2 separate regions of the Mus musculus genome follow, and region 2 is linked to region 1. A link is a loop called in an ENCODE intact Hi-C map of the cell type or tissue named here. Cell type or tissue: heart. All regions are shown on one strand. Links, peaks and the distances in the headings refer to the core of each region. The heading gives the core; the rest is flanking DNA. Region 1 overlaps Ldb2 (LIM domain binding 2). Region 2 holds the start of Ldb2 (LIM domain binding 2).

Region 1 (8,000 bases), core at 1-8,000:
GCTGGACCTGTGGAGTAGTGGAGCTCCTGTGTGTGTGTGTGTGTGTGTGTGTGTGTGTGTGTGTGTGTGTGTGTGTGTGTGTGTGTGTGTTAGTGAGATGTCCTGGGCTTATTATTTTTGTTTGGTTTAAGCTATGTTCATCTATGAAACTCATGTGTTAGGATGAGTTGTAATACCATGATCTATGAGTGTCTACATCTGCCTTGTGAGGTCAGGTTAGTCCATTTGTTCCTGAACACTGGGTGTCTTTCTTCCACGGGATGAAGTTGGTTCCTTCCATTTGTAGTTATGCTGTGGTCTAGGGTCTCAGTGATCCTAGACTTTCAGCCTGAGGAATAATTAAGGCAACAAAGAAGATAAGGAGGGAGACTATTTGTGTGAATACCTCACTTGGAAACACATAATCACATATCTTGTAGGTTTGTATTCCTTTGGTGACAACTTGGTCCAGGACCTTCAAAATCAAGACCGTTTTCAACACCATTTCTTTAGGTGGACAGTTGTATGCATGTGGCAATCTCTTTTGCTATGAAAAACAGTTTTCCATCTGAGAGAGCAGACAGCTGGCCTACAAGCCATTAGGACTTGCTGCAGACAGCAGCACCAGGTCCCTGGGGTGCAAGTATGAAAGCCCATGTAGGTGTGGGGCATCGAGTAGCTAGTGACTGGGTTGACAGTCCCCGTGCCCCAGACTACAGAATGCTCCCGTGCTGCAGAATGTTTCCAGGTTTTCTTCTTGTCACTAGCCTCCAGGGGAAGCCATGCTATGTTTCTCTGGACTTCTCAAACCTCCACTTTAGTATAAGTGTTGCTCCATCTGTGTCTTGCATCCCTCCCACAACACCTGATTTCCATAACAGTGAAGGAGTCTTAAGGGATATAATCATCCCCTGTTGATTCTCTTAGAATTAAAGTAGGTGCCTAGAAGAAGATGGCAACTCTCCACTGTGGGCCCCCAGCTGGCTTCATGGTCCTTAATAAAATCTGCTCATGGCTTCGTTCATTTCCAGGATTCTTTGTCAGCTTCTTTTCCTTAAACTCTAACAGAGCTCTTTGCTCAACAGCCACCCTTGTGTTCTGCAGAAACCAATAAAATTGTATCTATCACTCTCTTGGGGAGTGCAGTCTAGAGTCACATTTGAAATGCAGAGAGACAAGAGGAATTGTGGCTGGCATTTTCCTGTAATTAAAGATCCTAGAGTTTTCTTAACTTAAATAAGAAATGCCTCCGACTGTAGCTTGTTGAGTTTCCCGATTTTTTTTTTCTTTTTCTATTTTCTTCCTTCCTTTTTCATAATTTTGATGCCATTTTTATGATTTAGTGCAGGACATTGGTTGTTTAAAAGTACATTTTTCCTGTGTGTGTGTGTGAAGGATGTGCATGTGTGTGCTTGCCCTCAGTCAGACTCCTGACACAGAATGAGACAGCAAAGTACTTTGTGAGCAGACTAACTTCATCTTTTGTACGTGAATTTAAATATTTAAATTCAGAGAGAAAAGATCCTCCTTTGCAGGAAGTGTATTTTCCATGCAGTCTCTAGGCCAGTGGGCCTCAGCCTTCCTAATGCTGCGACCCTTTAATACAGTTCCTCATGTTGTGTGACCTCCAACCGTAAAACTATTTTTGTTGCTACTTCATAACTGTAATTTTGTTACTCTTATAAATTGTAATATAAATACCTGATATACAGATGGTCTTAGGATACCCATATGGAAAAAAAATAGACCTCAAAGGAACTGCCATTGCTGCTCTTAGGATTTAGCTTTTAGGAGCATCCAGCAGCTTCTTCTGCATCATGCATGACAGATAGGTGGGTATCAGGGAGAAAACAAGCAAATCAAGCAGAGCACAGGGAAGAGAAGGCCAATGGGAATAGCAGATCCCTTAGCCACCTCAGTCCTCCACGCACAAGATTTACAGACTATTCAGTGTTGGGGGATGGCAGCAGCTTGTGTCTTTCTCCAGCTCACTTGGCCCTGAGAAGCACAACAAAGCCCGGTCAGAGTTTTCTGTGGTGGAGCAAATGAAGTAGTTCATTAGCTGTAAGCAGCCCATAATCATTCCTGAATTGCCAATAGCTACTATTCCTCCGGGAGACGTATGCTGGTGAGGCTGCCACTGAAGTAAGAAGAAAGGGAGGTGCAGAGCAAAGAAAGAGTGAGTGAAGGCTGGCCTCCTGGGCCCGAGAAAGGGGTGGCTCTGCAGGATACACAGAGCCAAGCTTTTCTCATTGTGCTCTATCCTGGTCTTTCAGCTCTTTTTAGAGACTAACATTATTCCTGGCTAGCAAGATGACTTCAGTTATTATCCATGATTAATTAAAGCCATATGGCTCTTAAACTATTCTATGTGTGGCTATAATAATGATAATTATAACATCATAACTGTTTACATTTTTCAGTGCAAGATCACATTTGCTTTAACCTTGCAAAATACACAAGGCAGGAATTTACAGCCCATTCTTTTGATAGGATAAGGAAATTATACACATATGTTAAGCTTATATTTAGGAGTAGGGGCTTTTAAAAAAATGGAGCTACAGCTGCAAGTTAGAAGGGCTTGTCAATCTAGTCCCAGAATGGATCTGATCCTGCACCTAAAATAATATTGTAAATGTTCTCTCCATGGCTTTTGCTAGCAAGGATATCGGAAATACAAAAATACTAATAAATAAATAAATAAATAAATAAATAAATAAATAAATAAATTTCAACCTTCAGTAATGGAAAAAGAAAAGTACCAATAACTGCCTTCTCCACCGTATTTTCCTAAACACTTTTTATTCCTTCAGTGAACATGGACAGAAATTCCACAAGGAAGGTCCTGTGATTGACACAATTTTACAGATGAGAACATGAGGGGGAGGGAAGGAGAAGTAGTCTTCGCTTAGTAGCACAGTTGAAAACATGAGGAGACACTGGGAAGGCAACCCAGTCTCTCTGTCTGCAGAGCCCAGGCTCCCAAGCACAGAGCAATACTCTTGCCATAACAAACCCTTCCAAAGTTTAGGCAAGAGTTTTCTGAGGTGTTTGTGGACTTGAGGGTTGAAGGTAAAGATTCAACATTGCAGGGTTTCTCTTCAGAGTCGTAATGACCTCCCACAGAAGGAATTTTCCCTGCATGTGACTGATTCCATGCCCTTCCCATAGGTGCCAGACGAGAATGCTAACATCCTTTGTCTCTACCACTTCACAGTATTTGTATATAACCTACTCAAATCTTCCACATACACCTCTAGATTACCAACAATACATAAAAGAGCGTGTATACTGTGAAGATTGTTTCTATACAGTATTGATTCTGGAAAGGCTGCATAAAATACAAACCTGTACATATTGAATACAGATGCACTTGATCCCTTGAACCAAAATGATAGAATTACAGCATAAAGAACTCACAGATATGGAGGACTGACAATATGTAGAGACAAGATCACCAGGGCAGTGGATCTGCCACTGGCTGCTCACTAAAGAGCAGTGCTACCTCCCTGTCTAGGTCCAGCGAGTTGCTCATGTTGTATAGAACTCAGTGCAGCCCAATGGATATTCATTTGTGTCTTCATCTGCCTTTTATTTGGGCAAATGAAGAGGATAGGGATGAAGGCGCCCTGATCATTTTCCTCAAGGAGAGGAAGGGACAAATGAACAGGTAAAGGCTCTCAGAGGGTGCCCTAGTGCATTGCTCTGATGAGACTAGGGAAGTAAGGGACAGTAGAGATCCAATGTAGAGGAATCAGGAGCCAACACAAACCAGATATGTGTTAAAGTCACCTTTGTGTCAACTGGTACCTCAGAGATGCTGGGGAAGTTATGTTTCTTCCCTGTGGTGTCGTCTTGGGTCCTGTAAAATGAAGAGGAGAGTACCGCTTTCACTGCAATTTCATGAGGCATCTCCCTATGAAACCTATCACAGAGTATGGGTTTGGTAAGTGTAATGATAACAATAATAACCATCCTGACAGCTTCCTGGGGGTCGTGAGACTTCATGACAGCATGATGGCGGACTGTCAGACAAAAAAGAGTGGCTGAGTGCCTGAGAAGTGAGGGCCAAAAACTCTCACATCACAAACCAGCAAATGCAAAGTCATAGAACAATTCCCTCCCTGGCACAGTCCCCAGAAAACGGGCTGGCAACTGACGACCTTTCCTGTTCCCTATGATGGCTTTTCCCACTGTGTGTTTCCACAAACAGCCAGAGGAGTCATTTTTCTGTGCAGCAATTGCTACCCTGGCATCCTTCATACCGAGAGTGGCTCCCAATTGCCTCTTGAATCAGTTTGAATCAAATTGATCACAAGTTTCAAACCTCCATGTCCCAAACAGACTATCTCCTATCTCAGTTTTCTCTCCATGACCTGAAACTTCAGTTCACTCAAATCAAGGTCAGGAGTCTGACCATTGTTCTTTCCCCCGCCCCTCCCCCACCCAGGAGAAGGTGGACTGTGAGTAAACATTTGATAAAGTCTTCAGTGTGTGTGTGTGTGTGTGTGTGTAAGTAAGAAGGTTTAATAAAGCTGGTGGGCAAAATTTATATGACTCCAAGCCAAGGACCCATGTACATGGTTGCTGACATATAGATGAATGTTGCTATGTTACTTGTATTTAAAAATATTAGAATTGAATCCAGTGTTGATGGAGTGGATCCCATCAATACAGTGGGACACTAGCCTGAATGTAAGAGTAATTACCCTTTATGAAATAATTAGTGTTGGATGAAATGAAGAGCCCATGTGGTTCTCTCAGTCTCTGTGTCTGTCTTTTACTCTCTCTCACCCTTCTCTCTTCTCCCCTCCTCCCTGTCACCTGAATACACAGAGGAAAGGTGACATTGCAGGCAAACCAGGAAGAGAGCCCACAGGAAAATCAACTGTGCTGGTGCCCTGCTTGGACTTCAGCCTCCAGTGCTGAGGGTATTCTCTGAGTTGCTTAAGCCAGAGTACTACCCAGTCTGTTGTACCGTGTTTTTGTTTTTTGTTTTTTGTTTTTGTTGATTTTTTTAATGTGGACTTAGCTGACATGTTTACTTTTACAGTTTCTAATTAATATAAAAAAGAAACAAACAATAAATGTGTAAATCCAGGAAACTCTAGACTCTCTTCTCTAACAGTTTCCTGGAAGTAAGTGGAAAATGCCTTCCCCACCCCCACACACACCCCAGAAGCACTGCTCCACCTCAGACCTCCATTATTCCTAGTGCAGGGCTGTACGTGGCAAGCTCTCCTCACCCCTGCCTCATGCATATGTCTTCAGCAAGGCCAGCATGGGCGTGGACTTTTTAGTTTCTGTGTACAGTCATCCTTTCTGTGTAGAGAATGTACTTCCATTGACGACAGACCACTCTTGTATTGTGTGACCCAAACACAATAACAACAGCATGCTAGTAATCACTCTTAACTCTGTCAACAGCGCTGTATATAGTGCAGCTTAAGAGACTTAATTCCTCTTAACTTGTCATTCTCCATTCTGTTTACCTCTGCGAAGGGTGCTTTACAAATGTCTGTTCTTATTGTTTGTCTTCATTCTATCCTTTCTCTCTATATATATGTGTATGCTTACACACACACATACACACACACACACACACCATAAAATATCCTTGTTACAATTTATTTCTCTGAAATTCTTCTTTTTACACATTTGAATGGGTCAGTTAACAAAACATCTTAAAATCAGTAATCATTTTCTAAAAATATTCAATTGAATGATAAAATCAATTCAGTGTGCAGAAATCTGACTTTTGAAATATCAACAGTAATTCTTAGAGAATCCTCATGGACTCCTTTTTTTTTTCTCTTGCTTTCTTAAAATCCAGCTTATGTGGAAGGACATCCTAATATATATATATATATATATATATATATATATATATGTGTGTGTGTGTGTGTGTGTGTGTGTGTGTGTCTGTGTGTCTGTGTGTGTCTGTGTTTAGTTGCAAGAAGTGTAATACCAAGCAGCAAATGCAGTAGCCCTTTCTCTGTAACTACACTAACTAACCAGAGGTGAGGAACATAAGAAAACAGCTTTTTCCACAGCTACTGATGATGTAAGGGCCACGCCATGCCACGCCCCTTTCAGGAGTTCACAGCACTTATCACACACAGAGGATCAGATTTCTAACACTCTTGAGAGACATCCTATCCAAAACATAGCAACAATCAAAGAACCACACTTGATGTTTCCTGAGTCTTATATTGTGTCAAACTCAGTTTCTATTGGGCTGTGTTATTATCACAATTTCACAGACAAGAAAACAGAGACGAGCAAGGCCAAGCAGGGGTAAGAGAAGCACAGAACAGTAGCCCCAGCTTCTCTTCCTCCAGCCCAGCCCTTGGACATTTTTTTCTTGTTTTTGCTGTACTCTGTTGAGGAATTATTTTACATGTGAGATTAAAGAACATATATTTTTTTCAGCACTGATGCCAGCGCCTAATTTTTACATTTTCTCCCATGAATATGCACTGTATGTGTGTTCACATTCCTCTGTGTAAGTGAGTGTGCATGCTTATTTGGAAATCAGAAGACAACCTTTCAGAGAGAGGGCCTAGCTGTCCATCTTGTTTGAGACAGGCTTTACTTATTGTTTTTTTTTTTTAACTGCATATGCCAGGCCAATGGGCCTGTGGGCATCAGGAGCCTTTTCCGTCTCTACTTCCCATCTTACCACAGAACCCTGGGACAGGTATTTGTTCTTCTCTTTGGGCTTTTCTGGAAAATGTACAGATTCAAACTCAAGTCCTCACAATTGTATGGCAAGTGCTTTTCCACATGGAGCCATCTTACTGGCTGCCCATCTAATTTAAATTGAAAGTGAACTCTGTTCTGAGGTTAAATCCCCCTTGAGAAGTTGAACTCTACCTCCTTTGTATTTTAGTTTCTTGTTTCATTCTCTGATTCAAAATAATTATTCCTTTCATAATTTCAAGAAATGGGTTTTTATCACAGTCTTCCTCCCCTCAGCTCCTCCCAGACCCACACCTTCTTTCCTATCCATCCAATTTTCTGTCTTCTTTTTAATTGTATTTTTCTAAAACCCATCAGTTTCGATCTGTGCTATGTGCATATCCATATATTCCTGAGTAAAGAAAACTGACTTTCTCTCCTCCAGCAGCTATCCCTTGCAACAGCATCTCATTTCTCTAAAATAGTATACATGTACACTTGTTCTATCCCATTCTCAAAGAAGCACCATTTAAAAGATTTTAATAAAATTGCAGCTATCCTAGAAACTCAGTACCCCCCCCCCCCCAAGATTAACAACTGGCGTATTAACTAGCTGATGAATTGGGTAATTTGAGTCAAAAGCTTTGTATACAGGTCTTGGGGATTTCAAGCTGAAAAGGGCCATAAGCAAATGGTGGCTGAACACAACCAGCTAGGGTTAGTGATTACCGAGTCAATAAGAAATAATAACGTGTGTCCAACCCAAGCTCTGGCTGATAAAAATCCAACAAAGCCCTTAGTGTGGGGCTTCAGAGAATGTCTCCAAGATGACAGCTTTCTGAAGTCTTTGCTCTAATCAATGGTTTGTTTCCAGAGCCAGAGGTGAGGACATTGGGGCTGGATGAAGACACCCACTTTGCTTCAACTAAAACTCAGCAAGACTCTTCATAGAGAGACTGGTACTCAGTGGGTCAGGCGCTAGCACCAGCAACTGGAGCAGAAACCCAGTGCTGATGTCAGACACTCCTGCCTTACAGGCAGAGGGTCCCAGGTTCAGTTTTCAAACCTGCTTATCACTTCCTGGCTGTGTGGAGAAACTTCCTTGGGTTTGTGAGCAAAGTAGTTACTTTAGAGCATCAGCGGGAGAGAAGATCGTAGAAACACAAACCTGTGCAACTGATTTCCAAACAAATGCATCCACTTTGCAAAGAGTTTGGGCTCTGACATTTGATCTGGACTTTACCCTTCCCCTGCCACTGTATTGTCATAAGACCTCGAAAAAGTCAGATAACATGTCTCAAGTGGAAAGGAGACCTACACTGCCACCTCCAGTTCTCTGT
Region 2 (15,901 bases), core at 7,902-15,901, 85 kb before region 1:
TGAGGTTTTTGTTGAAATCTGCAGAGCAAACATCTCTTTCTGCTGCGAAATCAGGAATCTGTAAGTCTAGCAATGCCTGCAGTTACTGCAAGGACAAAGGCTGCCAAAGAGTAGAAAGGCCAACTCTAGAGCATAATTTGGGCCCTTGGATCCTCCTACACCTGAATCCAAATGCTTCTGAGGTTTCAAATTATATTAGCACATCTCTTCAGTCTTTTTTGTTTGGGACATTTGGAGCAATTCTTTTTTTTTTTTTTTTTTTTTTAGTTAATAAGAGTCTTGAGTAAAGCTGTGTCTTTATTCTCTTGCTATATGCTTTCTTCCCTTATGAATGAGGTGGGTTGTATATCTGATAACCATGTACTTGTACAGGCCCGTTTCCTAGCAGCTCCCAATTGTACGTGGATTCAGACTCACAGTGTGAACTGTCTTGATTGACAGCATGAAATAGGAAGGAGCCAGCCTATCCTGGCTCACCTTTCAGTCTACCCATGATTTACTGTGTAACCCCAGGCAGGTCCCCTAACCTGTCTGTTGTAAGGTTTCCTAATCTTGAAAATAGAAACAGTAACTCTTTTTTTTTTCTTATGGGATTTTTTTCAATGATTCTGTGAGTTAATATTTATAAAGTGCTTAGAAAAGTGTCTGACACTTTATAAGAGCTACTTATCACTATGGACCAGAAACTATTATTCCTGATTTCTGTGTGCAATGGATACTACATCTGTATTTTACAAAGAGAATGAAGGTAACAGACATAACCTGATTAACACAGTGAAGAGGGGACAAAGCTGGACTCAGAATGGCTTTGGCACTGTCCATAAGTCCATAGGTCAGAGGTAAATTACATCAATCTAGTAGCAGTTCTGAGATCTTTTGGGATTTGAAAGGACTCCATGGCAAACAGTGTTTGAGAGAAAAGGATCCTGGAGGGAGATCTTAATTTAGTTGTGTGTGCTTTGTATGTGTTAGTATGCATGTGTGTGTGTGTGTGTGTGTGTGTGTGTATTTGATGTCTGTATAGTCACACACTGACGACAACTTTCCAGAGTCAATCCCCTCCTCTATTTTATATGGATTCCTGGGCTTTAATTGACCCATGTTGACAGCCTTACACACAAATCAACTTCACCCAGCTTTGTGCTCTCTTCATGACTTTAAAAAACTATTTACTTATTATTTTGTGTGTAGATAGGCGTGTGCCACAAGGTTAAGGTATATAGAGTAGAGGGCAATATACGGAAATGGATCCTCTCTTCCACCATCTGAGGTCAAATTTCGAACTAAATAATAACCTCAGTCGCAGCACCAGGCACTCTCACCCACTGATTTGTCTCCCTTGCCCAGGGAAACCTTCAAGGAATCAAATTTGCCTTTTTTGTGTGTGTGCTCAGGATATAACATCACACCCGACTTGAAATAATCATCCATTGAATCTATTTTTCACAAATAAGTGAATAATTAAGTAAGAATTTTTAGACATCCCTGCTACATGATAACCTGGCCTTGGATTCGGAGTGTTATTTGTTAAGACAGCTCCTACATTTCATTCTGGTAAACTTTCAACCATTTAATATACCAAACTATACTGAACACCCCCACATATCAAGCCTCGGGATGAGTTTGTGGAACACTTAGTGACTATAAAGCCAACCTATTGTCAGCCCATGTGGGATCTTCAGTCCATATGACTGTGAATAAGAGCAAGGGCAGATGTTCATACAAAGGGCAGCAAAGTAGATGGGGTGAGATGGAATATGAGTAGGTTATTAAGATAATTTGGCCATGGATGTCCTCTCCAAAGGAGAAACATCTTGAGGTGAGAACAACTTATTACTGTGTGAAAACCAGAAGCCATGAGCAGATACATGGGTTTGGAGTAGAGAGTTCAGTGCACCCCAAACAGGAAGTAGCACAGATGTGTGAGAAGATGATAGACTGAGGGATAGGAAGAGGCAGAACTGATGTGACTAACAAAGAAGGAGAGGGACAGATGTCATGGAGTCAGAGAGAAAGGAGGCCCAGCTAGCTCGTTCTTTAAGTTAGAAAGAAGAGACACATCACAGATATTTAGCCTATTGAAAGTCAACTTTTCGTTCAATAGTCCAGGCTATAGGTTTAGATTTGACTGCCAGATCCTGGGAACTGAACTATTTTCACTGGTGATAGTCTTTCTTACTCATTGCAAATATTTGCTAGATTTCCTTTTAGTCAAGTAGACATTAGAGAACAGTTATGACTACCATAGGAAACATATGCAACTCCTCTTTAGCTTCAGGCCAGCAGAGTTCCAAACTCTTTGACTATGAACCAGCAACTCCCTCCTTAAGTTCCAGATGGACTGTGCATTTCCTTGGCTGCTGAGCAACCAGTGATGCTGCTGTAAAAACAACTTTTAGAATCTAGAGCACCACAGAGCCTTTTAACAGACGTCATCCAGAAGCAATGAGGGAACACTTGAAGCCTCTCTCTCCAGTCCATGTTCTGAGAGAGAGCATTACTTACTTTTCGTGATGAAACACAAGTCAAAAAGATCAACCAAAACAGCCAAAACAACAAATAAAATCATAAACAACCTCCAAAAAAATAAACTTCAAAAAAGGTTGGCTTGTTTGGATTATAAGATAAGCAGTCACATTCTTTTACGGCAGAGAAATCATGGCAGCTGGAATATAAAGTAGATGGACACATTGTGCCTGCAGCCAGGAAGCAGAAAGTGATGAATGCTTTCTGCAGGGCCTTTTCTCCTTCAATTTGGTCCAGGAATTCTCCTTCCAAATTGGGGTAGGCCTTTCAATCCCAACACTTGGGAGGCAGAGGTAGGCGGATTTCTGAGTTTGAGGCCAGCCTGGGCTACAGAGTGAGTTCCAGGACAGCCAGGACTACATAGAGAAACCCTGTCTTAAAACAAAACAAAACAAAACAAAACAAAACAAAACAAAACAAAACACAAACAAACAAACAAACAAACAAACACAAGAGTCATTACCACAGAGAAGGTTTTGGTGTGTGCTGGAGATTGTATCGGTGGAGGAAATCAACATCCTACCACCAGTTTAGTTCTTGAGTCTTGTCTGAGTTCAGTCTACCCTCCTGGTATCTATTAGTCAAGTTGCTTGAGCAAAATGATGGTTAATTTAGTGGTCAGCTTGAGAAGTTGTCTATATCAAGTTGACCTCTGGTATGTCTGAGGGAAGGATTGTCTTAACTGTCCTAATTACTATGGGAACACCCACTCTAAATGTGAGTAACATCCTCTGGTAGCTGGAAGAAGAGAAGCTCCCCATTCCTGTGTCATCTTGTCCTTTACTCTTGCTGAACCATTTATCTACTCACTCCATTGTTGTTGCTTTTGATTCCTTGGCTGATAGAAGAATCAGCTTATTTCACCTTCCAGCGTGGGCTGAAGACTAGCAGCTCTCTAGGAATACTCTAGGCTTGTAGCTCCAGACTGGCAGTGCTGAGGCATGCAGCCTTACAGAAGGCACAACTACCAAGTTCTCCATCTGTTTGGTATGGGGTAGCCATTGTTGGACTACCTGTACCACACCGTGGAAGCTGACTTAGCAAGCCTCCCTTTAGCACTTACTACTTCTGTGGGAGAATACTGATGGACACGGGCTATTCAGCGTGTAAGTAACAATGAGCAGATCTTCTTAAATGGCACGGATGTTACTCTACATTGGCTTCATTTCTTTTTAAAATAACAAACATTGTTTTTTGTAATATACATTTTGAGAGTTTTATGCCTGAGTACTATATTTCCACAGCTGCCCCTCCACTTCCACTCCTTTAGCTCCTTCTTTCATTCATGATCAGTTAGAGATACACCTTTTTACTGTTTCTTCCTCTTTCCAGTTTCTTGTCATATTTGATGTCAGGTATGTTCATTTGCATGGCATCTCTTCATCTTGCTGTGATATTTCTGTCCTTCCGCTTTGTCCCTCTGAAAGATCCTTAAGAAGGAGGTATCTCCATTCTGAATCCGTCCTTGGCTTATGTGGTTGAATGGATTCCTAGTCGTTCTCATTTGTAAATCTGGAGACGCCTTTCAAGCTTTCTGTCCCACCTCTACAGCCATCCATTAACCATCCCAGCCTCTTCTCTGAACTCCGTGTTATCAATTTACCTTCATTTTTGAGATCGGTTTATTCCTGTAGTCTCTTATAAAGTATTAATGATTATGACCATACAGTGACTGCCAGACACTATTGTGATCAACTTATGTTCATTAGCTTTTGCCATCTTTATAAGAAAGATAGGATTGCTATTGGTACCCACTTTACAAACAAAAACACTGAAGCAAAGAGAAATTAGGTTTCATGGCCACATGACAGAATGTAGATGTCACAATTCAAGGCCGTCTGGTAAAGCTCAGATGTTTGTCCTTGAGAACTGAATTTCTGCTTGCTTTTCCACGGTAAAGACTTCAGAGTTGAAGAATAATATTTCCACCATCCCCTGGTCCATATGCTGGCTATATGTTTAGTAACTTAAAAGCAGAGATTATAAGTCTTTCTCTTCCAGCACATCATGGCTGCACCTTGCACTTGCCCACTAGCCAAATGTGTGTTTAACGAAAGGCAGGCTGATAAGATAAGGCTTGGGTACTGGAGGAAGGACAGAGAGGGAGCCCTGAGTAGTGGTTGGGAAAAGTAGCTTTCTGAAGTAAATGAATCTGAGTAGAAGAAACTGGCAAGGATGCCAATGAACTGAGAAAGGGGACCAGCCAAGGTCAAAGATAAGACCTTGACTGGCAAAAAGCCTTGAGAAGTGGAAGAGAGGGGAGATCCAGCTGACTTAAAGTCAGGGTGGGGCCAATAGCTGCCAGATGCTGGTTTTCCAAGGGAAGATAAAGATGAGAACTGGGATTGGTGAAATCCTTTCTGTTTGAAGTCACAAGGAGGTATTTTAGTGGAAGATGAAGCAAGCATTCTGTGCAACAAGTGTACAGAAATTTGTTTTAACTTAGGTTCTGAGCTGAAGCAGCAGGGTGGTTGCTTAGGGTACCTAGAGTATCTGGGGGAGAATGTTTAGAACGTTGTCAATGTTCAAAATGCAAAATAATAAGTAAATAAGCATGGCTCAGTTGTCGGGGCCATAGAAGTGTCCCCAGGCTTTCTCCTTGCTCATGCTTTGACAGTATACCGACCCACCATGTTGAATTTTCCTATTTGTATCGAAGGGCTGATGAGCACTTGATTTCCTTTCCTTGTGGGCCAGAGGGGGAAGACTGAAAGCTGATCTCTGGAGCAGCAGGGAAAGAAGGCAGGACAGATGCAAGCAGAAAGCTGATGCTGCAAAGTGGGCATTCAGCAGGGGATGGAGACTGTTGACAATGAGGCTGCTGGGAAAGGCTAGACCAGGCTTCTAGAGAAAAATCTAGAATGAGAAGGGGGGACTGCAGAGTATGAGAATGTACAAGATGAAAAATAAAATTCAGGCCAAGAGCCTCCTTGCCGCTCTACGTCTGTCCCCATTTCAATAGTCCATACTCCTTAAGTACCTCAATGGCCACTGGGTGCTCTCAGACTGAGGAGATGCTGAAGATCAGCTTGACAAAGGGTATGCGAACCTTGTCTCTAATACTTCCTCACTGCATGTCCTTGTAGAGTCTCCTGCAGCCTCAATTTCTATATCTGTAATATGGGGATAGTAATTAAATCAGCCCCGTAGATCTATTGTGAAAATAACTGACAATACTTGTACTCTGAGTTCAGTCTTCAACAGAGAATCTGGCTGTAGTAAGCCCTAACCACAGGCAGCAAGTACTACTTTCCATGTGGAAGTTCTCAAAGGAAAGTACATAGAAAGTGCACAGCTGACCCAAAGGGGGAATTATTCTTTTATCTCTCATTTTAACTTTTCCCCATCACAGCATGCACTACAACTTGAATGATGTTTCCAGCGTTGACCAGCTCTTCTCTGAGGTGTCTTCCTTACAGTCACTAAATAGAGTAGCCTTTCTATTGTGTCAGCTTTGACCTGCCTGTCCTCTAAAACTCCTAAGCTAAAAACAGGTACCCAGTAACCATATATCCCAATAACCATAACTTCGCTTGGGAACATAGGTGAGAGGGTCCTTATAAACTCCACACTATCATTGTCCCCACAGCAGGAGTGATATGTGAGGTAGGTCTTGGAGACATCTCTACCCAGTGTGGAAGACAGCTAAATTAAGTAATGATGAATTTAAAAAGGTTAGTTTATGGGGCAGTGAGTTGGCAAAGGTACTGGCCTCAGAAACCTTGAGCTACAGTCTTTTGCTCTCTAGATTCCATGTAAATGTGGAAGGAGAGAATCAACTCCACAAAGTTGTCCTCAGATTTCCATATGCACCTCCTTCCAACATATAGGAACAGTAAATAAAACTTAAATGGTTAATGCAAAAGACAATAATTTAGCTGAGTAGAATGATGAATGGGTATTCATAGGTAAAGAAGGGACAAAAACATTAATGTGTGACACATGAAGGAAAGATTATTTCCTTGCAAAGGAAAGATAAAAGATTGCAAATAGATGAATGACGAATGAATGAATGAATGAATGAATGAATGATCAAGAAACCAAGATCTTCTTAAGCCTCAAGTGCCCTTGTAGCATTAATGTAGAGAACTCAGACATTTTTCTATGGGTAATGTGTTTTTTTGCTAAAAGCAAAAGCATAGAATATGGTCAGTTTCTGTTTTCTATGCTGAACATTCTGATTGGAGAAAGGATAATTGCAAGCAATAAGATGACTGTAAATCTGTGAGCAGAAAGCCAGTTTGGAGCCTCTTGAAAGTACAAAGATGCAATTTCATGGAAGAGGAGCAAGCCTTGAAAAGTTGCATGCGAAAGTTTTAGGGACAAACAGCAAATATTTGCAGAAGTAACTTGGAGTGCTTTGCAAGAACAACCCAGGGTAAAGCTTGCCTAAATCGGAGCACAGCTCTCCCTTTGTGGGGTTTGACCATTCCTGGGCTGCACACAGCTGCCTGGGCACTCCTTTGACTCTAGCACTGCCATGAAGAGGTAAATACAAACTCAGGCAGGCATTGAGCTCAGAAATGTCTTTACTTGGGGAGTTTGTGCACAAGGAATTGTTGGCTTTTGCAATGGCCGCCATACTGAAACATAAATCACAAGGAATTTGTTTGAAATCTCGTCTTTAGGAGGTTGTGTGTTTTGACAAACCTTGCAGCAAATTTGGCCCAGCTTTTAGATTTGTAATGAAACCTGAAACCCAGCATGCTGGCCTGCCTTAGGGTCCCCAGACACATGTTCTCAGCAGCCTAGAAGTAATAGCTCCTCTAATCCCATCCTGGCAAGTGACATGACTGTGTTAGGCTGCACCGCTGGAAGTTTGGGGTGGATGTTTCTTGCAGGTGGGAGACAAGAGTGATCAAGACAGCAATTTGGGGACAATTTTACTCCTGAATGTAAACCACAGATCTAACAGCACCTATTATTCCTCTGTTGGCTAGTGACTCTAAAATACCCCAAGCCATGACTGGGGCAGAAAGTTAATTAATCTGCTTATTAAAAAGAAGAAATGTCTCATTTGCATGCATTTGCATCCAGGTCTTACATTCCATCTTGTTTTTCTGTGGTCCCTTCCCCCTTCCCCCTTAAAGCCGCTGACTTAGCTAGGTGTGAACTCCTGCACTGAATTTTCTGGGGCTTGGCTTTGTTTAAGTGTCCTGTATATGAGTAAGTGTGGGGCCAATTGGATCTTTCCTAGATTCCCTAATTCTTTGTGGCAACTCTGCCCCCCTCCCCAGGGCTATTTGGGGTTTCTTCTAGTTGTCATGCACCACAATTAAGATTTATAGACTTGGCCACTCTGGGAAGGAAGCAAAGACCTTGTCCCCATCAGAGTTGGGCTTGTTACTTGGGGGGGCAATAAATTCAATTATCTGCAATTTCTTACTCAACTGAATTTTCCATGGACATTTCTATGGGATGCTTTTTCCTTTGCGTTTCATATCTTCCTGAGCAGTCTGCTTTTTGGATCCTTTTCTTGTCTTAGAAATACCTCTTAGAAATAAAAGCCCATTGCCTCTTGGATGGATTTTTAGATGGTTCCACATTCAGGTCTGGGTGATACTGTTTTTACCTGAGACTGTACAGGTAATCTAAATGTAGGCCCCCTAAAACCATCGTCAAAAGCAGGACAACCCCCTTTTGGGAGGTTAGGAAGGGGGCTGGGAATAGGAGTAGTTTGGAAGTCAGGGGGGAGGGGAATGCTAAGATACAGCTCAGCTTCCTATCCGAAGTACAGCAGGTACAGCCAAAACTCTGTTGGGAGATGAGAGCCCGGAGGAATCTTCCAGAGGGAGTGAATCACCAACCCCAAATCAGAGGGACCAGAGTGCCAGTGTTGTTGTGTTTGGGAGTCATCCCATTTCTGATACATTACAACAGTGTGGCTGTCAGGGGCGAGAGGCTTAGGCAGTGGGTGAACCCACCTCTCTGCTAACAAGCTTAGCAATGGGGGGGGGGGGGGGACTAAAACTCAGCCTTAGACTTCTTGTCAGACTAGGAGGAGAATTATATTTTTGAACTAGTCTACAGTGTGGACAGGAAATGACCCCTTCACCAACTGCTTCTTTAAAAACAAGCAGTTGGAGCCTCTAGCTATCCAGCTCTCTCTCTCTCTCTCTCTCTCTCTCTCTCTCTCTCTCTCTCTCTCTCTCTCTCTCTCTCAACTCACTCTCCCCCTTCTCCCTCCCTCCTTCTTCCCTCCCTTCCTCCCTCCCAACCTCCAACCTCCGCTCTCTCCCTCTCAGAGCTCCAGTGCTCCCTCCCCTCCCGCGCTCCCTCCCTCCCTCTCCCTCCTCGTTCCCTCTCCTCTCTCGCTATAGAGGGCTCCCACAGCACTTCCCAGCCAGTGTGCTCAGCCTGCCTGCCTGCCTGCCTCTGTGTGTGTCTGTGTGTGTGTGAGCGTGTGTGCGTGCGTCTACTTTGTACTGTGAAGAACACAGCCCATGTGCTCTGCATGGACGTTCCTGATACTCTATTAAGCTTGATTTTCGACAAGCAGGCAAGATGTCCAGCACACCACATGACCCCTTCTATTCTTCTCCTTTCGGCCCATTTTATAGGAGACATACACCATACATGGTACAGCCAGAGTACCGAATCTATGAGATGAACAAGAGACTGCAGTCTCGTACAGAGGTAAGTTCTTCAACCTTGGCGTGTGTTTGTGGATTTTTTAAAAAAAAACTGTGCATGGGCTTTTCCTGGGGTTCTTAGCTGAATTCTGTGGGAAGTGTCCCACCAGCTACTATCACGTAGGTGGATATAAGCACAGCTGGGTGAACCCTCGAGTTTGAATGCTGGGTTTCCAGCGACAGTAACTCTTGGAGCTGGGGACAGTTTCTGCCGGAATCTTAGTATCTGGAAAGAGACAAGCCACTTGGTTCACATGCCGAGTCTCTAGAAATTCAGGTTTCCCAGAACTCTGATGTTTACAGGCTTAGAGATGGTCGTGTTTGTTGAGATATAGACTGCAAGAGATTTTGTGGATGTTTGCGTCTGTGTTGTGTGTGTAATATCATGTATACATATATTCATATATTTACAAGTTCCAGAGGAAGTCTGGTTTGACCTGAACTTACTTTTTCAAAGTGACTAAAATTGAGGTAAAAGGGACAAGAGAGCAGCCTTGTGTACTTTTCAGAACTCCCTGGAGGTGGGCTCAGGGAAGACACACACGTTTGCCTGTGTTAAATTCAGAGACAGGTTGACTGAGGAAGTGGGGTCCTCTTGTCTCTCTGGTGGTTGTGCCTCCCAAGGCTCTACCTTGGGACAGGAGTTAGCTCCCCATTCAAGCCAGAAGCAGTTGAGTGCATTTGGGATCTCCAGAGAGAGGGAGGCTGAGCCTCTCAGGCAGTGAGCCAGTCCAGGGACTTCTTCAGAACTTTCTAAATGCAAAACTCCAGACTCCTCTTTCACAATTTAAATATTTAATTTTTCTCTGGGCTGCCCGAGTGGCAAAGCACTCTGCTGCCGGGTGCTCATCTGCCTGTAAGGTGGGACTTGGTGTTGAAGTGTTTATTGTAGGTGTGTCTAAGTCTCTTGAAGAAATAGAAGTCTCTGGGAATTGAGTTTTCGCTGCATAGTACAAATGCTCATAGGAGTCATGCCACAGGGGTGTTGGGGGAATAGCGTTGGTAGGTAGTTAGATTGAAGATTGGCTTTTAACTCTGAGAAAGGATTTGATTAAGTTTGCATGATAAAATAAAACACACTTGCTTTGAATTGTCTGCTGAGCCATAGAGAATTCCTGATGTTTAATGTATTGAATAGGGCTAACAAGATGATGTGACCTGTTTTCTGATTGGCTAACTGCTGGACAAGATCTTGTGGGGTTTTGTTTTTGTTTTTGTGTGTTAGTGTGTGTGTTTTAAAGCCTGGCTCTCTTTATCACTGCTATTTTCTTTATATGTTAATGCACCATGGATGTTAAATATAATTGCTGGCACGTCGCCTCTTTCTAGAAGCCAGAAGCTCCTGTAGAGTGTAAACTCTGGTGTTTAGAGTGCTGAGTTCTTGGCAGTAAATAGGATTGTGTGTGTGTGTGTGTGTGTGTTTGTGTGTGTGCATATGCCTGTGGTGTGTGTTGCTTTATATGTGTGTTCTAGCTTGTATCTTCTATTACAATCTTTGTAAGAGTGTGTTGGAATGAATCTTCAGTCCCTGTCTAAGCTATCAGTGGCAGAGGCTGCTTTCAGAACTGGGAAGACTGGGAAGGTTTTAGAGTTGAGGCACCCAGTAATAGTAATAAAATGTTGAACAGAAAAAGGAACCGTCAGAAGGAATCAATAAAATGTTAAAAATTATACAATTAAAAAATCTCTTTGCTAAGTATAATTATTTCTCAATAATAATAATAATAATAATAATAATAATAATAATAATAATAATAGAGACCATAGACTGCAATAGATTAATTCTTGAACACAGGATTGAAAGACAACTTGTATCCTGCTTGCTTGGTAGAAAGTTGTTGAGGTTTTGTGGATGGTGTCTTCCCATCCTCCTGCTGGTTGAAGCAGGGTAGCTATTCTTGGGTTCTGGGTGCCTCTCAACCCTTCCACAACCCTGGGCAGCTAGCTTTGAGCTGGGAGACTTCCCATCCATCCTGGTCTCCATACAAATCCCTAAGATGGAATAGATTACCCACTGGTTCGTGTTTGAGATGTTTGGAAAGTGACCCATTAGGAGTATGCTTTTCCAAAATGACACATTAATCTTTCTTGAGAGCTAAACCCAAGAACTTCTAACTTTTAGAAGATTGCAGGCTAGCTCTGACTGCAGGATTTCACTCTGACCATAGCTGAAGAACCAGGAGAGGCAAGCTTGCTTTGACAAATCTTTGAGTTTTTAATTCGTCCTGACATCAAAGTACTGTGAGCTATTTTTCAGTGTGTTCTGGAACAACCTCCACACATGTACCCTCTTATTAAGTCTTTCAAAAGTAATTATATACATAATTATATCGACACCTTTGTCTCAACACAAGAAATATATTTTCATAACATGTGAAAAAAGGACAGTAATCATTAATTGCTCCTACTGTATGTATAGATTCACATTAAATATTTAAATTTGATAGTAATGTGTACTTAGAGGAGAAACAATAACTTTGCACAAAAAAGTTACAGGTAGCTTTACAAGTGGTGCCTTTAAAAAAATAATAATGCAACCTGAGTAGAAGCTGGTTACAGTCACCATATACTGCAAAACTGACATCTGTTCACATATAACATTGAATAGATTGTCGAGCCATCACCTTTACTACTTAGTCAATCCCTACAATCATAAGCATTCTCTCACAGTGTCTTTTTCTTCTCCCTCTTCTGTGCACCATATACTATTATTTTATCACCTCCTGATTCTCTCTCTCTCTCTCTCTCTCTCTCTCTCTCTCTGTCTGTCTGTCTGTCTGTCTTAACTTTGCATTCTCTTTGGAACACTTACTCAGCTAAGAAGAAATTAGAAGTAATTCTAAAGACCTCTCTCTTTAAAAAACAAAAGGTAATAAACTAGTGCAGAGCTATGACGTCCCTCACTGCCCTTGTATGATTGACCCCTAGGATATTCACACATGGTCATTTCTTTCGGTTAAATCAGTGTCCTTTAGATACTGGGTTGTGTCGGCTTAAGGAGCACTGGGTTGGGAGTTAATGCTATTCCTAGCTGGGTCCTGTCACTAAGTAGTGAGTGTGGAGTCTGGATCTCCTCACCTGCCAATCACCCACCATATCCCTTGAATTTGAAAACTCAACATGGTTTGCCTTAATATGAGAAAGTATTCCATGGGTTGTATTTAGTTCAAACTTACACATGGTAGTGAAAGAATCAGCCATTTCTGTCGAAAACTGGAAAACCTGCGTCCTGGCGTGCTTGGCCCAGCTGGCGCCAGGATAGCAAACCATTCCTGGACTAAGTAGATTTTCAATTAACATTTAAACCTAGGTTTCCTGGAGTGGAAAGGGGGTGGCAGAGGTAGAGAGGACTCCAGAACCCCTTGCTATTGAAATCCCAATAGCAGCTCTGCATCTGTGAGGGGGCCTGGTACCCCCCATGGAGCTAAAGTTGCTATGGGGCTTCTGCCTCTGAAAACTCTCACCTCACTGCGCCCACATTTATTTTATTATCATGAGGCCTATCAGCTCTCTGATCTTTGTGGGAAAACAAGAGTTTAAGAGCTAGTGACCTAACCTCGTTGGAAAGGAATATGAGCCCACTTAAAAGTAAAAAACTAATATTCAAATCTATTTTAAACGTGGATGACCGTTCTAGGAAGTAAAATCTCTTCACAACATTAACACCTTAGTAGATTTCGGTAAATGTGTGAAATCCCCACCCCCACCCCACCCCCACCCCACCCCCACCCTACACCCACCAGCTCTCACTTTAAAATAAAACTAAGAGAAACTTTGAGATGTGTCACAGTTGGGCAGTAGAGAAAAATGTTACATTTTCCATTTAGCATGCTACCATAAATTGACACCCCCCCCCCATGTCTTCCAAAATCCATTTATTTGAATGGTTACACTGTGCAAATTTCTTTTGAGAGAACACGGCTACACAGTTTCAACTCTGCAGTTATATAGTTTAATTTAACATGGCACAAAGATTCCAATCAGATTGGACATAAAAATATCTTCTAAAGACTTCAGGATTTGGTCTGTAAAAAGCCACAACAAAACAAAACCAGCCGATTTTTGTTTGTTTGTTTGTTTGTTTGTTTTTAAAAATCCTGAGGTGTGCACTGTGAAAGAAAAATATGTGTGCTGTCTGAGTGTCCTGATGAATATGAATTTGAGAGTGACTAATGTTGGATTATTGTAGAACTTAAGCCAGTTCATCAAACTGACTTACACAATTCTTTGTTAGATAAACTGTAGATAAGTTCTCAGGGTCATATTTTTTAAAGCCAATGACCAAGAATGCTTCCATTTCAAAGAAGATGTTTTGAACTAACCCCCCCTTTGTTACTGCACTAATTTTAATAAAATTACATAAAACAGCAGTAACCTGCCGTGTCCTTACGTTTTGAATTTTTCTTCTTTTATCAACAGTATGTGAATGAGAAAACTGTGACTACTATAGAAAGCAGTTCACAGGAGGGTTTTAGTCTAATTATAGTCTTCAGTTTTATACCATAAAATAGGAAGGTTTCAAAATGTTTGAAGACCTTAAAATTCAAATCGACTTTTTTTCCCCTTCCTCAGCTTAACTCTAAACCGCCCTAGGGATGGGCGAGAGAGGGTGTGTGTGCCTTGCCCTCTTTTTCTCTGTCTGCCCGGGTTCCAGCTTGGAGCATAGTGTTTATTCACGGAGAAGCTCGGAACCCTTCATGGTTCCCATGGACCACAGACCCGAGTCGGTTAGCTACTTTGGATATGTAGAAAAGAAGGAAACGTTTTGTAATACTTAGGTGTTCTCTCCCCCTAGGAATTCAGAAGGAAAACTTGCCAGTACCCTGAGCTACATTATATGAAAGAGTTTTCAATGTTCAGTTAAAAAGTGGACTCTCTATGGCTTTCTGAAGGGGGTTGGGGAAGAGTGAGGAAGGGGCAGGTATTAGCAAGAGCAGCTATTTTGAAAATGTTAAATAAAACCAACAGTGAAGCTTTTAAAATGGGAACTTCCAAACTCCTTGTTTTTCAAGCTGCCTTCATGGCTTCAGAAAACAAAGTACAGGGCTTGGGAACACAGTTCTCTTCTCCTGAGGTTCCCCCACCCCACCCCATTTTCTTACTATGGGAACTGTTTTTAATTAAAAATTGCTGCAAACTAACTACTCGTAGGAAGCCAAGAAGAAGAAGAAAAAGAAAAAGAAGAAGAAAAATATCTTTCAACTCCCAAGCATCACAGATTCTTATCAGGTGAAATCAACACACGTGACGAAGTAGGATTTAAGTATGATGCAGATTTTTGAGCATTTAATGTTTTGTTTGTGTTTCCGAAAGAAATCGATTTAAATTGTGTGGAGAGTGCTGCCCTGAGTCTCCTCTCATTGCAACCATTAACTTATTTTTTTTTTTTTCACAAGGAGAGCCGAGCACCTCTTTAGGGGAGTAAGCAAACAAAATATAAAACAAACAGCTGTAAACATCCCCTTTGTAAGTGGTGAAGGGGCTGCACTCACAAACTTTTAAATGTAAATTGAGCTGGTAGGCTTCAAAATACTAAGTGATCAAAGTACCATCTTTTCAAAATATCAAAATGCACAGTGTTTAGGAAATGTTTAACTGCTCTCCAAGCTATGTCTCCCTACTATATTGTGGCTATGACACAGGTTTTTTACTTGTTTGTTTTGTTTTGTATTGTTTCATTTATTTGAGTCTACAGTTATTATTTTTTTGATGTAGATTCTGCCAGCATCCATCAAAACACAAGCAAGTCTCAAGACTTAAAATTCAGTTATTCCTTCAAGAGTTCCCATCCTAGCTGGGTGTGGTGGCGCATGCCTTTAATCCCAGCACTTGGGAGGCAGAGGCAGGTGCATTTCTGAGTTCGAGGCCAGCCTGGTCTACAGAGTGAGTTCCAGGACAGCCAGGGCTACACAGAGAAATCCTATCTCGGAAAAAAAAAAAAAAAAAGAGTTCCCATCCTTCAGGAAGTGATGATATCAGGCTTGGCCAACAGAGATGATTGAGGCCTTTTCTGTCCTGTAGAAGTTTGTGATTGGGTGATGGAAGGAGACTTAGAGACTTACCATCATGGTGGGGCGCCGTGATGGATTTGTGGCAGTGTATTGTGGGTGTCTTCTACTAGGGAAGGCCATCCTGAAAGGCAGCTGGAATGATCATTACTATCATTTGTGGTGTGTTTACAATGTTCAGGATAGTCCTTGGTGGGGCAGGCACGTGCTACCTGCTGTATTTATGCTGAGAGGTAAACTGGGATAGAGATATTTAGATCATCTGTCTTAGGTGACCCATGTTGCTGTCACTCAGCTTCAGAGACCTTTCCTCTCTGATGTAGCACCTCTAGAAACAGAGTCTACCAGCGGGAGTCTTGTTTTATCTCTACAAACATTTTTATTGTTATTGTTTTATCCCAGGGCACATAGACATCCCAAGGGAGCTCAAAGAGTAGCTCCTGGATATGATATACATGACTGATCTAAATTGGTATAGAGCAGGACTCTTCTGGGTTTTGTTTTGTTTTATTTTGTTTTGTTTTGTTTTGTTTTGTTTTGTTTTGTTTTGTTTTGTTTTGTTGAGACAGATTTTTCTCTGTGCAGCCTTGGCTGTCCTGGAACTTGCTTTGTAGACCAGGTTGACCTTGAACTTGTAGAAGTCCTCCTGCCTCTTCCTCTCCTTCCGAGTGCTGCAATTAAAGATGATACTCACCATGGACAGGCAGAACAGGATTCTAAGAAACCATCTGAAAG

The links. Peaks named below come from ENCODE experiments on the same cell type or tissue, not always from the same donor. Only the 100,000 strongest peaks of a DNase experiment are listed, where the experiment ranks them.
Region 2: it touches region 1 in a loop (2.8-fold over the local background); 2 of 42 quality-filtered maps call a loop at or near these places.

What each region holds. Positions count from the first base shown.
Region 1 is chr5:44,707,531-44,715,530 of GRCm38, reverse strand. The region is part of intron 1 of Ldb2 (LIM domain binding 2); the gene reads left to right. Among named protein-coding and RNA genes, the nearest start is that of Ldb2, 88 kb to the left of the region's middle. In heart, for the core only: a CTCF peak has its summit at 7,991; a DNase peak (open chromatin) is centred at 4,090; H3K27ac peaks cover 301 bases.
Region 2 is chr5:44,792,623-44,808,523 of GRCm38, reverse strand. It overlaps Ldb2 (LIM domain binding 2), which reads left to right and starts at 8,778. Exons shown (of 8, transcript NM_010698.4): 1 at 8,778-9,162. The coding sequence starts at 9,031. In heart, for the core only: a CTCF peak has its summit at 11,006; a DNase peak (open chromatin) is centred at 8,863; H3K4me3 peaks cover 2,274 bases; H3K27ac peaks cover 1,702 bases.